Regions from separate parts of the Homo sapiens genome. Here region 1 is linked to region 2. Evidence: chromatin loops called from intact Hi-C (ENCODE). Cell type or tissue: A673. All regions are shown on one strand. Links, peaks and the distances in the headings refer to the core of each region. The heading gives the core; the rest is flanking DNA. Region 1 overlaps ZDHHC21 (zDHHC palmitoyltransferase 21). Region 2 overlaps FREM1 (FRAS1 related extracellular matrix 1).

Region 1 (8,343 bases), core at 238-8,237, 110 kb after region 2:
GAATCTGAACGTTGGCCTGCCTTGCTAGATTGGGGAAGTTCTCCTGGATAATATCCTGCAGAGTGTTTTCCAACTTGGTTCCATTCTCCCCATCACTTTCAGGTACACCAATCAGACGTAGATTTGGTCTTTTCACATAATCCCATATTTCTTGGAGGCTTTGCTCATTTCTTTTTATTCTTTTTTCTCTAAACTTCCCTTCTCGCTTCATTTCATTCATTTCATCTTCCATTGCTGATACCCTTTCTTCCAGTTGATCGCATCGGCTCCTGAGGCTTCTGCATTCTTCACGTAGTTCTCGAGCCTTGGTTTTCAGCTCCATCAGCTCCTTTAAGCATTTCTCTGTATTGGTTATTCTAGTTATACATTCTTCTAAATTTTTTTCAAAGTTTTCAACTTCTTTGCCTTTGGTTTGAATGTCCTTCCGTAGCTCAGAGTAATTTGATCGTCTGAAGCCTTCTTCTCTCAGCTCGTCAAAGTCATTCTCCATCCAGCTTTGTTCTGTTGCTGGTGAGGAACTGCGTTCCTTTGGAGGAGGAGAGACGCTCTGCATTTTAGAGTTTCCAGTTTTTCTGTTCTGTTTTTTCCCCATCTTTGTGATTTTATCTACTTTTGGTCTTTGATGATGGTGATGTACAGATGGGTTTTCGGTGTGGATGTCCTTTCTGTTTGTTAGTTTTCCTTCTAACAGACAGGACCCTCAGCTGCAGGTCTGTTGGAATACCCTGCTGTGTGAGATGTCAGTGTGCCCCTGCTGGGGGGTGCCTCCCAGTTAGGCTGCTTGGGGGTCAGGGACCCACTTGAGGAGGCAGTCTGCCAGTTCTCAGATCTCCAGCTGCGTGCAGGGAGAACCACTGCTCTCTTCAAAGCTATCAGGGACATTTAAGTCTGTGGAGGTTACTGCTGTCTTTTTGTTTGTCTGTGCCCTGCCCCCAGAGGTGGAGCCTACAGAGGCAGGCAGGCCTCCTTGAGCTGTGGTGGGCTCCAGCCAGTTCGAGCTTCCCGGCTGCTTTGTCTACCTAAGCAAGCCTGGGCAATGGCGGGCGCCCCTCCCCCAGCCTGGCTGCCGCCTTGCAGTTTGATCTCAGACTGCTGTGCTAGCAATCAGCGAGACTCCGTGGGCATAGGACCCTCCGAGCCAGGTGTGGGATATAGTCTCGTGGTGCGCCGTTTCTTAAGCCGGTCTGAAAAGCGCAGTATTAGGGTGGGAGTGACCCGATTTTCCAGGTGCGTCCGTCACCCCTTTCTTTGACTCGGAAAGGGAACTCCCTGACCCCTTGCGCTTCCCGAGTGAGGCAATGCCTCGCCCTGCTTCGGCTCGCGCACGGTGCGCGCACCCGCTGGCCTGCGCCCACTGTCTGGCACTCCCTAGTGAGATGAACCCGGTACCTCAGATGGAAATGCAGAAATCACCCGTCTTCTGCGTCGCTCACGCTGGGAGCTGTAGACCGGAGCTGTTCCTATTCGGCCATCTTGGCTCCTCCCCCCGAATTCAAAGTTTTAACACTGGGATGTTTGGGAGCATTGAGCTAAGTAGGGGAGTGGAATATGATATGCTTGTGACATTGTAATATGCTATAGATTAAATGAGTTTTTATTTCACTTAGAGGTAAATAGTACTAGTTTAACTATGTAAATTAAGCTTTAGTACTGTTGCTCTTGCATGATTTATTTTCATTAAAATAACTGTAAGAGATGAAAAAGTATTTTCTTTTAAAATAAGATTTCAAGTATAAGAGATAATTTCTCAACTTTCATATTATTGGAACAATTAATTTGATGTAGGTTTTATTCATACTTTGTTTCTTCAGAGATGTCTGTAGTGGGAGTATTTTCCCAACGCTTTACTATATAAAAGTCCAGCATGTTGATGTTGCTCCTGACCATTCAACTAAAGTAATGGAATTCAAACAGAGAATCTTAAAAAAGAAGAAAAAAAAGAGAAAAAAAAGAAATAAAAATATCAATATTGGTAAAAAAAAAAAAAAATCTGTAATCTGAAAAAAAAAAGAAAATTGAATATTGTCTACTATTATCTTTCACTTTTATTTAGAATCTTTCATTTTTTGATTTTAGACTTTTCATATGTCAGCAAGCATTTAGTGACTACCTAGTATGTGCTAGGGTCCTACTCTTCATGTACTAAAATTCAATCTGAATATAGGAGTTAGGCTAATCTTACTATGTCCATACTTTTAATGAGGTTATGGGATAGTATAAACACAGATGATGAAAATTAAAAGAATTTTGTAAAAGAAAAATTCCATTCCAATATATTTAAAAGATACATTTTTGTATAATAAGGCAATTGTCTTTTCTAGGAAGATGACTCTTCCATAGTTTTCGCGGACCTAATTAGGACAGTTTTTAATGAAAACAAAAGCCTTTTCTCTTATGCAAACTTTGTGTTTTTGGCACAGAGCTTAATCGTGTGCTGTTTCACTCCAGATTAGAGGAAATTGCTAGTTGGTGGTAGTTCAGTGTTTTATGAAGAACTCCTTTATTTTCATTAAAAATAGTAGTTGTCTTATAACATTTTTCACTACTGAAACTATTCTGATACCTCCCAAACCCATATGACATCCTTCTCTAACCTGTCCCATACACACTCTTAAATGAATCTACTGATGTTTTTTAAAATTAAATGATTTAGGGAAAGTGTATGTGGAGGGAAATGCCATCTGTTTTTCGGATGAGTTTATAGGGTTGATTTCAGTTTACTAATCAATTGAAACCAGGGTCAGCATTATTTCTTCTTTAGAGCCTTTAGAAAATGAAATTTCTAGAAATCAATTTGTTTAAATAAAATTGTTTTAGTATAATAATTTGGTTGGGCTCTAGGGTTTTGTCATTGGATTTTACTTATATTCTCACAGTATACCCAGAATCCAAATACATTGTTTTCTGTCTCTTACTTTGACTATAACAATAGTGTCTTATTTTTTTAGTCTTTTAAATTAGAAACACACAAAATAAGACATATGTAGAATAGAACAGCAGCATTTATGGCAAACACATTTATACCAAAGGCTTAGAAGAAAAATCTCTTAGAGTTTTATGTTGAAGGCTTCCTATAAAATCTTCTAAACAACTGTTGGTAAATTTCAGCATTACCCACTTGCCTTCATTAAATGGATTTTAATTTCTTTTCTTTAGAAAGGGAGTTCTGGGAATTATGTAACAAGTGTAATTTGATGAGACCAAAGCGTTCCCATCACTGTAGCCGCTGCGGCCACTGTGTGAGGAGAATGGATCATCACTGTCCATGGTAAGAATAATTCACTTCTAGCAAAGAAAAGAGGGGTGGGTAATAAAATGTAAATCTTACAACTTGGCAGCTTTAAACAACAGTTATGTTAAAGTTATATAGTTTTACAATATCTTAATAAGGATATCTTTATTTAGATTATATGGTTCTGTCAACTCCCAAAGTCATTTTTCCACAGAAATCCTATCTTTTCTAACAGGGAGAGATTTGAGCCAAAAAAGTAAGAATTAACTGCAGCCTGATATACAAAAGGATTAAGGTGGTTGTATTAAATGAGGCAATGTATATAAAACATTTACTACAATATCTGACAAGTAGGATGTACTTAAATGGTAGCTATTTCTAATTGTAATAAACCATATGCATCCGAATGTTTATATCCCCTTTTCATTTGTTTAATTAATAACATTTCAGACACCCTGATAACCTCTTCCTTACCCCTTAAAGCTTTTTAAGCATTATGTATTGGATATAGCTACTACCATTATGTACTTGTTGGAAGTATGTGAGTGATAATTAGCTGATTCTGCAGAACTGCTAACAGTTTTGGTCAATAGGGGGCTCTCTTGTAATATTTAAAGAAAATGTTCAGTTGAGAAATATAATCTTCGAAAACAAATGCTGCGTGAATTCTGTATTGTATCTCATTTTAAAGCTGTCACAAAAATCTGTGAACAAGATATTGTATTTAATTCTGTTTTCTTAGCATTGGCTCTCTGTATAAATATTTAAACTGGTATAGTGTAGAATTTGACAAATGTATCTGTATACATATATGTAGTATTTATGTTTGTATACACATACATGCATATATGCAAATTTACATAATGAGCCTCTTAATTTATAATTGCTTTTATTTAAAATTGATGCAAGTGGAGTTTAGCTTTTTCTAATGTTAGTCTATTTAGAGTTTTCTTTATTTTTGATAACTTATTTTGATAGCACAGTTATTCAGCAAACTTCTGGTGGAAATTTGTTTTTTTGCATAGACTGTTTAAAAAGAAGATAATTTCCTGAAATAGGAAAAAGTAAGAGCATTTTCGATAAAAGCATTTTGTTACTACATAAAAATTTTAAAAATTTCTAAATCTGTCAACAAGATAGAGTAGTGTATGACATATAGTTGATATTCAAAACTGTGCCTTGAATTTAAACGTAAATAATTATTTGGGAATTACTTGGGAATAAAGATTAATTCCCAAGTAATTTTCTTAAGCTCAGTGATCTGTTTGCTCTCACAATAGTAATAGATTTTTAGAAAGCTACGTGAAACATGTATTCAGATAATTGCTGATCATACAGAAAAGCTCAGTTTTTAAGCGCTTCTTATTGTAGAGTTTCTTATTCACTAAAATACAAATGTTCATGATGGAAGTGGATATTGATGCTTTTTTTTTCAAACGAATGCAGTAGTAAGAAAGAACTAGGAAAGACTCACTTATTGGTGACCAAATAAGGTGCTATTTAACCTTAATTCTAACGTTGGGGTGATTTCTCTTTCTGGGCCTCTTGCTTCCATAGTTTTAGTCAACTTTTCAGAAGTTGGTAGCAGTGAGGGGGAAGTACAAAGGATTGGAGGATCAGAAAGGAGAGTAGACAAGGGACCTAAAGAGATTCAGGAATTTTTATCATTGAATTTCCTGATAGAGCACTGCTGAAATGTTCAGAGAGCAGGGGAAATGTACAGTGTAAATTGGAAGCAAGGAAAATTTTTGATGTTTTCAGAAATTGCACTACTTAACTGCCTAAGACATTTTTAGGTTTGGAGGTCAATTCTCACGTTGCCTCAAGGTTTTCTGTATTTGTGGCTCTGATCATTCTTTTTTTTTTTTTTTTTTTTTTGAGATGGAGTCTTACTCTGTTGCCCAGGCTGGAGTGCAGTGGCATGATCTCAACCTCTGCCTCACTGCAACCTCTGCCTCCTGGCCTCAAGTGATTCTCCTGCCTCAGCCTCCCGAGTAGCTGGGATTACAAGTGCATGCCACCATGCTTGGCTAATTTTTGTATTTTTAGCAGAGACGGGTTGTCACCATGTTGGCCAGGCTGGTCTCAAACTCCCAACCTCAGGTGATCTGCTCCCCTCGGCCTCCCAAAGTTCTGGGATTACAGGCTTGAGTCACCGCGCCTGGCCTGATCATTCTTTCTAAGTAGTGCAGATGTTACAAAAAGAACTCATATAGATTGAATACCTTAGTGCTTCTTAAAGCTGTTCTGGTTAAGAAGAATGCTGTGATCATAGACATTGTTTCTCAAACTTCCTGGGGACAGGAAAGATGGAACAATGATAAGTCATCTTTCAATCGGCAGCTGTTGAAGAGCACTTTTGAGTGTATATTAATACATAAGCACACTTCTCTTATAATCCTGCTTGCAAATAACAAAGCACAGTAGATTTTCTTGTTTACAAAACATGCACTCTTAAATCTTAAGAAATGCCTCTCTAAGGTTTTTCAGTTCAGGTCTGTATTTGACTTTAAAAAATGGTTTAATGACAAAGTTAAAAAGAGCGATTTAAGTTAGGACCGAAACCTGTTACATCGTTTCTTTTTCAGTGACAGTATAATACTATTTTGAAATGAAAACATTTGTGCAAAGTCATTTGTAGTCTTGAACTAGGGTTTTTTGCTGGAATTTTAGGATACTTTGACAATTTGGATACAATAAATTTGGAACAATAAAATATTCAGCTTAAATTAGCCTTGAAAATTTTTTATTGTAACATTAATCCTCTTTCCTAGTTAGGGTTCACTGTTGTATTGGTGGAAGTATAGCTGTGTGTATTTATAAATAGTTTTGAATACATTTTTATTTTCAGCAACCAGGGGTAGATTTTTAAAATGAAAAGTGAATGCTTAGCAGTTATGTCAGAGTGGTATGTTTCAGCTGGTTTACTTCAGGGCATTCAGATTGCTTTTCACAGCTAGAATGCCCTAAAGGAAGAGCAAAATACAGGGAAGCAGGGTTCTTGCTCTCTTGGCCCCTATGTCTTCTAACTCTACATCCTCTGGCCAGAGGCTTAGCTCCTTTGTTCCCTGTTTCCATATCAGTGACACAGGAGACTACCGTCTGCTCTTCCTGTCTCGCTGAGTTGTTATGAGTTGAAGGGGGATCACATATGTGGACTTCCTTTGTGAAGTGCTTTACAAATATAAGATGGTATATTTATAGTTTTCTCTGTATAGTTTGTTTTTACCTTCAAGTGGCCATAGCATATCTCCATGAAGTTAAGCATATGTGATATTATTTGTTTTTAATTTAGTCTTATTGATCCTGAGGTGAACTTCTTGAAATTTAAAATATTGTTTCTTTTTCATTTTTTTTCTTTAGGATTAACAATTGTGTTGGTGAAGATAATCATTGGCTCTTTCTGCAGTTGTGTTTCTACACTGAACTTCTTACTTGCTACGCACTGATGTTTTCTTTCTGCCACTATTACTATTTTCTTCCACTAAAAAAGCGTAATTTGGTAAGAAATGTTTATATTGGGAGGCCGAGGCGGGCGGATCACGAGGTCAGGAGATCGAGACCATCCTGGCTAACACGGTGAAACCCCGTCTCTACTAAAAATACAAAAAATTAGCCGGGCGAGGTGGCGGGCGCCTGTAGTCCCAGCTACTCGGGAGGCTGAGGCAGGAGAATGGCGTGAACCCCAGGGGGCGGAGCCTGCAGTGAGCCGAGATTGCGCCACTGCACTCCAACCTGGGCGACAGCGAGACTCCGTCTCAAAAAAAAAAAAAAAAAAAAAAAAAAGAAATGTTTATATCCACTAACATTAGAGCAGTTGTAGCATACAATTATTAACATGTGGTTCCTTTAAGTACAAAAGATTGGAAACAAAACAACAAAAGATTGGAAACAAAACAACAAAAGCAAACTCCCAAATTGGTGAATTTTGAACTATATTGGGATTGAGAAAGTGGGCCCTAGTCTGACATTTCCTTTTAATGAAATTCATTTATGGTTATTTATTAGTGTTGAGCTTAGAAAGCAACACGTTGAATCTTTCAATACGTGTGTCTTGGTTTAAAAATATCTACAATAATGAAAAACAAAGACAAAATGTTCTTGTTTCTTTTCAGGAATAAAAATGCAGAATGTAATTTTTAAAGGTTCTCAAATAGTTACGTTCTTGAGAAAGAGAACTTTTTTTCTCCCTGCCTTTCATCAGTAATGATATCATGAATTTGCAGGATGCTTTAAAAAGTTATCCACTGAGAATATAATGCATGCTAGGACTATAGTTTTAGAAATGTTTCATCTTATTTATAGATAAATTTCTGATATAATTGGCATTAAAGTTAGATCATGTAAAAGAATGTACATATTCCCTGGAGTAATCTGTTTCAAATAATTGAGCCTAATAAGAAAAGCATTAAAATAAAATTCCTCAGTAAGATTAAGGTAATAATTTTTTTAAGCGACAGAGAAGTAGAGTTTAGTGGTGTTAATGAAAAACAAAGACAGGCTAAGAGGTAACGAATGCATTGTAGTATAGTGCAGTATTGGCAAACTATGGGCCTTGGTTTAAATTCAGCCCTCTGCCTGTTTTTGTTAAAAAAAAGTTTTACTGGAAAACAGCTACTTTCTTTTGTTTATATATTGTCTATGGCTGCTTTTGTTTTATAAGAGCAGAACTGAATAGTTGTGGCAGAGACTGTATGGTCTGTAAAGCCTAAAATATTAACTGTCTGGCTCTTTTACAGTAACTTTGCCAGCCTCTGGTAGTGGAAAGATCTTGTCTTTGTAAACAGACATACCTAGGATTAAAGCCTGTTTTTTCTTATTACATGCATAAGTTTTGACACATTGTTTAACCTCTCTGAATGGTAATTTTCTTCCACTGAAAATGTGAATAATAATGAGATTAAATGAAATAATATATGTAAACTTAGCTGGTATATAATAGACATTCAATTTATGTTACATTTGATTTTAGTGAAAACTCTCAGAGGGAGGAAACAATTTTTCTTTGGCCTATTAATTTTCATGAAAATTTTAGAGACCGTTTTACAGTAACCATTTATTACTGGAAGATTGATGACCAACTAAGGAAATTCCAATAATCAAATGAAGTA
Region 2 (8,343 bases), core at 48-8,047:
CTGTCCCAAATAAGTCTCCCAACTATGGGTAAACTATTCTTCTGGTGGTACCTGAGTAATTGAGGGCAAAACTGCTGCAACACACAGGTGTATTTGACTGATACCAGCAGGCACAACCTGACATTCATTTGGTAGGAAATCTTTTCTGTCTGACCAAGATTATTGCAACTGATGCAACCTGTACTTCTCCTTTAAAGGGGTCAGGTGAGCGAGAAAAATGTGATGCCATTGCTTTCTGTGCATTTTCTGTAAATACAACACAAGTTATCAGGGGACAGAGCTTTCTTTAAAAAAAAATCTTGCAACCCAATATTTAAAAATGCTTCTGGGATACTAAGCCAGAAGATCTACTTTTGACAAAGCTAGAAGTTGAATAAGATCTAGGATATATTTTAATGTGACCAGAGACATGACGGGACCGTGTTGCTAGAGTTTAGATGTCCTTTTAAAAACACATGATCACGACAGGCATTTATTACTTTTGTAACACTTTCATTTTTAAGGAATTATAACATCCAAAACCAAAATAAAACAACCATCTACATTCAACTATTCATTTAGTATCAACTCTGGGTATTTCTTATATGGCTTAGAAGTACTTTAATTTTCCTCTTCTTCCACTAACCATCTCTCTTACTGGCCACTTGGTTGTGGGAGCTTCTTCCCTCACGGGCCACAATGACAATTTAATACCCAATCTCATTGCTTTGAAAGTTGCCACCCATACTCTTCAGGAGAGGAGAAGAATGACTGTGACTTTTGAAAATGTCAGTTGCTTTTTCAGTTTATAAAATAACTATGTATTGTAAATAATTCATAAACTACAAGAAAAAAAATTCTTGACAACCATACCACTCAAAAACCTATTGTTGGTGGCTTTCTTTTATTTTGTTCAATTAGAAATGGGATGATATTATATATACTATTTTTTATGCATATTGCCTGTTTCCATCTTCATGTGTTATGAACATTTCCTTATGTCATTAACTATTCCTGATAGTTCTTGATAACTAATCATATTCCTGATAACATGATTTTTAAAGGCTGCATGGAACTCAGTCTCAGGTCGAGATGGTTTATAAATCCCCTGGTGGACTTTTCATTCCTTTTGTAAATTGCTATTATAAATAGTATTTTGGTGAATATATATCTAATCATTTTTGCATACATATCTGTTTCTGCAAGATACAGAAAAATTTTCACTGTTTTGCACCCCTACCAGCAAAATATAAAAATATCTGTTTCTTCACATATTTATCATCATGAGTTATAATTATTTCTGTTTTTTTTTAAGAATCTTGCCAATTTGAGAGGAAAAAATGGTTGGTTGTGACAAAATTTCTCATGAAATAAACAGAGGAGGAGTTGTAATCTTTCCCCACCCCAAAAGAAATGAACACATTTGTGCAAATGCTCCCAGATTTTTGCCTATGTCTATACAAACATTATGTATAGATAAATATATATTTTTAACAAAAATAGTATTATAATTATATTCGAATTCTATTCTGCAACTTGCTAGGGTTTTTCAGTTAACACAAAATTGTGGAAATTTTTCATCATCAATTCATTTTCTCCCTTATTCTTTTGAATAGCTACAGAGTAGTTCATTGTATCATAATACACAAAAATATACATGGTCTTATCATTGACAAGAATTCTTTACTTTGCTAGGGCAAACTAAGATTTACAGTAGTATCAGGTTGGTGTAAATGAAATTAAGAACCGAGAGATTAGGAGTGAGGGGAATGAAGATTCTTGTACATGTTTTCTAGTATCAGTGGTGGATCTGTTCTAATCCATCCAAACCTGCTCCATCCATAACCTACAACAGTCATCTTGCAAATGCAAGATGCACTGAGCTCCGTACAGACTGAACGAGGTCCTTTGTTGTGTTTGAACCTACAGTGTAGGTTGTGAAGATGTCATCCACCATCTTCACAAATCTGGTCCACCTGTTCAGCTACCTGGCTCTCATCTTCAATGAAAGAAATATGCAAATGTCTAGAAATAATCACCTTTCACTTTTTCCTTACTGAGGTATCTCTATTTTTATTCAACATTTTTGCCAGTTGAAAAAAGACATGCCAAAAAAATTTCTATATATTTGTAAACCCTCACAATTTTGTGTCTGTAAATCACTAAATACCAGGAAAATAGGAGAAGTTCTTCTGTGGAGTTAACATGAAGTCTGCTCTAGAATTCTTGGGTCAATTTTAGTGTATTCATTTAATAGACATTCCCTGGGCTTCTATTATGGTTCAGGCACTGTGCCAAGTGCAGGGAATCCATGGCGGTGAAAGACCTGACGCCTGCCCTCTCGGAACTTGTATCCTAAGTGGCAGTCAAGCAATAGACAAATTGATAAAGTGGAGTCAAGGTTTACAGTGGAAAATTGGCCTCTGTTCCAAGCACTGTGATATTTGCTGAGGCTGTTGTGAACAGGACTGTCTTTAGCAGGAATCCACTAGTGAGGAGTATAAGGAATCCAAAACGTGGGACAGTGTGTCATTGTTGAACCAATAAAGCCCAACGTTGCATGGGGGTGAGGGGCCTTTGGACAACATTTTATGTCATTGTTGATGATCCAGGTAGACCAATTGGACAAAACAGCTCCTCGTATCACACTCTTGCATTCCCCTTCTCAAGTGGGGCTCCTGAAAAATGGCTGCTACGGGATTTACATCACTTCCCGCGTGTTGAAGGCATCAGACCCTGACACTGAGGACGATCAGATCATCTTTAAAATTCTACAAGGCCCAAAACATGGACATCTGGAGAACACAACAACAGGTACTGGCCTCCTTAATCCTTACAATTGCCATTTTAAAATACCCAGTGGCTGGCAGGGCTAGAGAGTAATTTAATTAAGTGCAGGCCCATTTGGTAAACACTCCCCAGGGCTTACTGATAGATGCAGTTTATAAATCAATATTGCTCCTAAAGAGGGTTTGAAGCTGAGCCTTCCTAAATTTATCCTGACTGGAAGAACCAAATACTGATATACAACTGTTTATTTATATTTTTTTTCTCAACAGCTGATTATAATATATTCAAAGGAACATAATATCAGGACCAAATTTCCTATTTGTGACTAATTTTTTATTCTGTCATGAATTCTAAATGACTCTAAATGATGTCAGATCTTTTTTTAAAAGTTCTTGGTTTTTTTCCTAATGGATTCTCTGGATTGTATATTATTTCTACTTTATGAGCACAATGATCATAATACATCATTAAACAGGATGGCACCAAGTTACAGATTTTTATTACTGTATCTTTCTACTCTCCTTCTCTTTATTTTCATTTTTTTAAGGCAAATATTTCTGAAGCAGTCAACTTAATGCCTAATTTAAGCTCGCTGCATTTGAGTTTTAAGATAGTTACAGTAATGTTAATTTCTTGTTTTAAAATGTACTTTAGCTGTTTTTTAAAGCTGTGTTTAAAATAAAATAGCCATACAATTTTATTAGCTTTTATTTAATGTTTTGTTTGATTACCCATGATATTCATTTATTTCTTTTTTTAGGTGAATTTATCCATGAGAAATTTAGCCAAAAGGACTTAAACAGTAAGACTATTCTTTACATCATAAACCCATCTTTGGAAGTAAATTCAGATACCGTGGAATTTCAAATCATGGACCCCACAGGGAACTCGGCCACTCCTCAAATGTAAATTCTCTTGCTTATTCAGTAGTCCTATATGTTACATCCATAATGTATCTGAATATTAGGAAAGTGAAATGTTCTTTTTAAAACAGAACCCAAGAAGATAAATTAATAGACCATTTCACAAGCTCATGGAATTTATTTTGGAGAATGAATTTTCTTTTTATTACTGCTTGAAAATAGGAAAGCCAGTAGCTTTACAGAGTACAGAAACATTAAAAAGCTAAGTTGACGTTCATATTATGCATGTCAAGGTACACACTTTTATACACAGGGAGGGTTCTGTCTTACCAATTCACTAGCATCCAACACTGAGTTTGCAGGTTCATGTAGCAATTGTGCAGCAAGAGGTCACTCTAGGACCGTGTTAGCAACTATAGCCTTCTAAAATATCTGCAGTCGGGGAAATGAGGTAGTCAAGAAGAGTTAGCCAAACATCTTCTCTTTCTCTTATGAAGAAAATTACAATTACTTGACAGTATGTTTATAAGGTGATAAACTTATCCCATGTAAGACAAATATAATGTAAAGAGGAAACTAGACTTTGGAAGGTATATAAAGGGTATGACCCTCAAAATAGCAAGAGTAACAAATCTTCAAAATTAACGAGATTAACAGACCACAGCAATTTCACTGACTGGGTCCCTACTCTAGACTTTTCTTGAATGTAGACCTTGAATATCTTACCAGCTAACAGATAGTCATAGAAAGGTCGGTCAGAGTCCAGTTATTCTGGTACTGTGCTGTTTTTTGTTTGTTTGTTTGTTCATTTTGTTTGTTTGTTTTTGATACCCTCCCAGAAACCCCAAAGAAAAGTTGTTCACTTATCCTTGTTTTAGTAGTCACCATATCCTAGTCATACTAAGCATCATAAGTGATACAGCTCTGTGCTCTGTTATACTCCTTTTATGATGGAGTATAGATTAAGAAAAGAAAGCTGAGAAACTCCTCTGCAGTCTTCAGAATTCTTGCATTTTCTTTTGGATCCTGAATTGTAGTTCTAAAATCTGACCAGCAGAGGTCACAGTAGTCATTGTCAGAAAAAAGCTAGCCTCCTTTTCTTAGCAAAACACATTCCCAGCGTCCCACTCCGTTGCCTCGATAAAATGCAGAGCCTGGCCCAGATTTATTAACTCCACAGACTTTTATCGAGTGGCTACTATATGCCAGGTGCACAGTACTAGGAGCTGGGGAATAGGTTAGAGCAAAGTAGACCTGGCCCGTGATATTAAAATGTAATCTCGAGATTACAAAATGTAAAACATATGACCTCCACCCATTAAACTGTCTTTGCCTAAGACAAATAATTCCCAGGATCACAATCTTTATGGGAAAATATGTCAAGTACTTGCAATGTCAGACAAATATCTTCCAATTCTCAAGAAAATGTAAAAAAAAAAAAAAAAAACCTGCTCCAAAAATGTTAATACGTGGACTTCACTTTTTTTTTTTAACATTTTAAAAATAATTCAAGTAAGAAAACATAGGAATGTTGATCAGACTTGCTACTGACCTAATGCTCACCTCTTGTCCTCCATGTGTGAGCGCAGTGTAGCTGACAGAGGATTTTCTTCCCCCAGTAATGATGCTAGGCTGATACTGCTTCACCCATAGCCCCTTTCAATCTTTGTCACTATCAAGGACATTGCTTTTGGAAGATGATTTATATTTTTAAATATACTCTCAAATTCATATGAGAATTACAGCAAAATTTGCTTAATTTAATTATAACCTTAAATGAGGCCATTTAAATATCCTCCTGCTTTTGTTGGCTATTAACTTTCATGTGTCTGTGCTGGAGATGTTTCCAGTTCAACTTGACGTAATTTGTTCATTTGTTCATGACTGAACAAAATGCTGTGGCATATGCCTACCAAGGGGTAATATAGAGAGAAGTTTTATTTGGTTCTGACATATATTAGGCTATTTTCTTTATAAGCGATGGGGGGGTAAAATTACTCAGCATTTATCATCATCATTTTTGAACGGTATAGTTGTCCTCAACCCCATTTGTAAGCAGATGTTATTGGAACTAGGTGCACAATTTTCCAGTAAAAAGCAAGGTTATGAATAGTGGTTCATCTTCCCAAGACAGCCAGGCAGAACGTAGTTACAGGTACAATATAAATTACAGCCATTTGCAATATAATTGGTGTTTGCTCTATTTCATTGCTATTCATTTAATCATCAGAACCACCTATGAGTCAGGTACCATCATAATCTGAAATTTACAGATGAGAAAACTGAGGACAGAGCTAGAAAGTGACTTTTCTAAGTGGAAATGCAGCTTTAGAGTGCATGATTTTTCTCAGCACACTGAAGAACTTCTTGCCCATTTTAAGGACTGTGCTAATCTGGCCTGAAGGGAATGGAACACCAGACTTGTCTTCTTCTTTCTCTTCAGACATTGGCCACCCAAGCAAGAAAGAAGGAATACTTACTCATATAGGACCTTAAAGTTCAGTGGGATTTTTTAACATGTACATTATAGATCTCTATATTAGTGTGCACTTCGTATCTAACACACTAGAATTTATACTATAGATAATAAACCACCGAACTTGGAGCTAGAGGACAAGGTTTGAGCTTTGGCTCTGCCCTTCATCTAGTAACTGTTCAAGCCTTAGTTATCTCTTCTGTAAAATGGGAGCGATACTACAATTTGTTTAGAAAAACAAAAGAAATGTGTAACGTATATGAAAGCATCTTGTGTATTTAAACTCCTTAACAAATGCAACTTGTGGTGATTACTGTTGTAGTTAATTCATGTAGGTACAATAATTGACTGAAGAAGTATCCCGGAAACATTTGGTGGATTAGAAAGCCTGCCTCTAATTAGAAATTGATCCTGGGATGAATCACAAAGTGAACAGTCAATATGCATATTAATCAATGAGCTAAACGCTGTGGAACTTTGTGGTGTTCTTTGGCTTAGACAGGATTAATAGATTCATATTCCCCATATTTGAAGGGGTGAAACCTCTGTGATAAAGCTCAAGGGACTGCGGGGTGCCATCTGGAACAGAAATGGACCTGTTTTAGAGCACGGGAAGGACCCATGTTCAGTGGAAAATTCAGAATCTTGACTGTTGGTCAGTTTTGGCTATTGCAGGATTCCTGTGGAGTCCTGAAGGATGAATAGATGCTCCACTCTAAAAAGCATTAGGAAATGCTTGTTTCGTGAGATTCATCAAGTTACTGCCAGCTAGCTAGCTTGCGTGCTTGTTTAACTGCATCACATCCTGGAATCATCGAGATGTGCGTGTGGATTGGGAATCTCTCAGAAATGAAGCCTACGCAGCAAACCTCAACCCAACTGGGCTATAGAATCACCTCTCTCTACCTGCCACCCCACACACAGGCAGAATAGCTCAGGGAACCAATTTTTCATGGAATGCATCTGGGAGTCACTTTATTGTAAATAGAAATTATTTTATAATGCTGATATCCTTGGAAATTTGCGTAAAGATTTAGATTTAGCTAAGTGCCTACATTTCAGGCACTGTGCTAAGTGTTTTCATGAGTTGTCTAATTTTATCTGCAAAACACAATCCTCTGAGGATAAGGAAATAAAGCTCAAGGCTTTTAAGTAATTATCCTGAAGTCACTGGAGAGTGAACCCTGACCTCCAGACCTAAGTGAGTGCGCATCTTATTGCCTCACCCCCTGGCTGCACCCCTTGACAAGCTTGTGCCTGTTTTCTAGTCCAAGTTGAATCTCCAAGATGATCCGCAGAAGCCCCAAACTAAGTTACACAGGACCCACATCATTCATGAAAAGCACTTTTGTGGACCACAGAATGTGGCCAACTTCTGACCAAAGTTGTTTTCCTAATACAGCTTCTACGTGGACCTCTTTCTTGTGCCCACTGGAGAAAAGTGAACTTCAAAAGCAATGTTGAATGCAGAAGTCTTTGATAATTCAGTGACTGTTTCTCCGGTTCTGCACTCTGATTCTTCACCTCCCTCTGGCAACTCACATTCTAACTGTTCTGTTGTCCATTTTTGGCTTTAAAAGAGAAGGGACAGAAGACTAAAAGGAATTTCCATCAGGCAAACGTTGCAATGTTTAGCAGCTTTTATGAAACACCTGATAGGGGAAGGTGTTTGGCTAGCTAATACCTGCACATTACCTGCAAGCCAGGAGTTAAGGTTTTTGTCTTCAGACTAGATCTTAGGAAAGCACAGAGGAAGGGAAGGAAAATAGCATTTATTGGGCACCCACTGTGTACAGGTGCTTTATACATACTAACTAATTTTAATTTTAATCATTTTACATGAGTGTAATTCTCCTCATTTTTAAGATAATGAAAACCGAGGCCCAGAGAGACTGAGTAACTGACCGTAATCACACACTAAATCACATACTAATCAGTGGTTACAAGGTGTGCTTGATTCTAAAGCACTTGTTTTGGGTGCACACTATGCTGCCTCTTGGCTAAACACTGTTTCCCCATTATCAAGAGAAAAAGAGAAAAATGAAAACACAGGTGTTCATAGCATTCGATTACGGAGTTTAATAGCATCATCTATGAATTGAGAAGTCTTAGATTGGATACTTGAAAAAATATTTTTTTAACATTTTCAGGAATTCTTGTCACATGCTACTTGATTATAAATGAAGATATAGTTATAAGGATAGTAATTTAATCACAATTTTAGCTTCTGTAAAC

The links. A loop is a pair of places that touch in the nucleus more often than their neighbours do. Peaks named below come from ENCODE experiments on the same cell type or tissue, not always from the same donor. Only the 100,000 strongest peaks of a DNase experiment are listed, where the experiment ranks them.
Region 1: a loop joins it to region 2, with 5 times the contacts of the local background. A loop is called at or near these places in 4 of 110 quality-filtered maps.

What each region holds. Positions count from the first base shown.
Region 1 is chr9:14,657,140-14,665,482 of GRCh38, reverse strand. It overlaps ZDHHC21 (zDHHC palmitoyltransferase 21), which reads left to right. Exons shown (of 10, transcript NM_178566.6): 6 at 3,157-3,268; 7 at 6,596-6,734. Among named protein-coding and RNA genes, the nearest start is that of ZDHHC21, 32 kb to the left of the region's middle. In A673, for the core only: CTCF peaks have their summits at 3,630 and 3,830 (motif pointing right); a DNase peak (open chromatin) is centred at 3,822; H3K27ac peaks cover 2,310 bases.
Region 2 is chr9:14,765,055-14,773,397 of GRCh38, reverse strand. It overlaps FREM1 (FRAS1 related extracellular matrix 1), which reads left to right. Exons shown (of 37, transcript NM_001379081.2): 26 at 2,592-2,793; 27 at 3,530-3,674. Among named protein-coding and RNA genes, the nearest start is that of CER1, 46 kb to the right of the region's middle. In A673, for the core only: CTCF peaks have their summits at 3,985 and 4,703 (motif pointing right); DNase peaks (open chromatin) are centred at 4,037 and 4,727.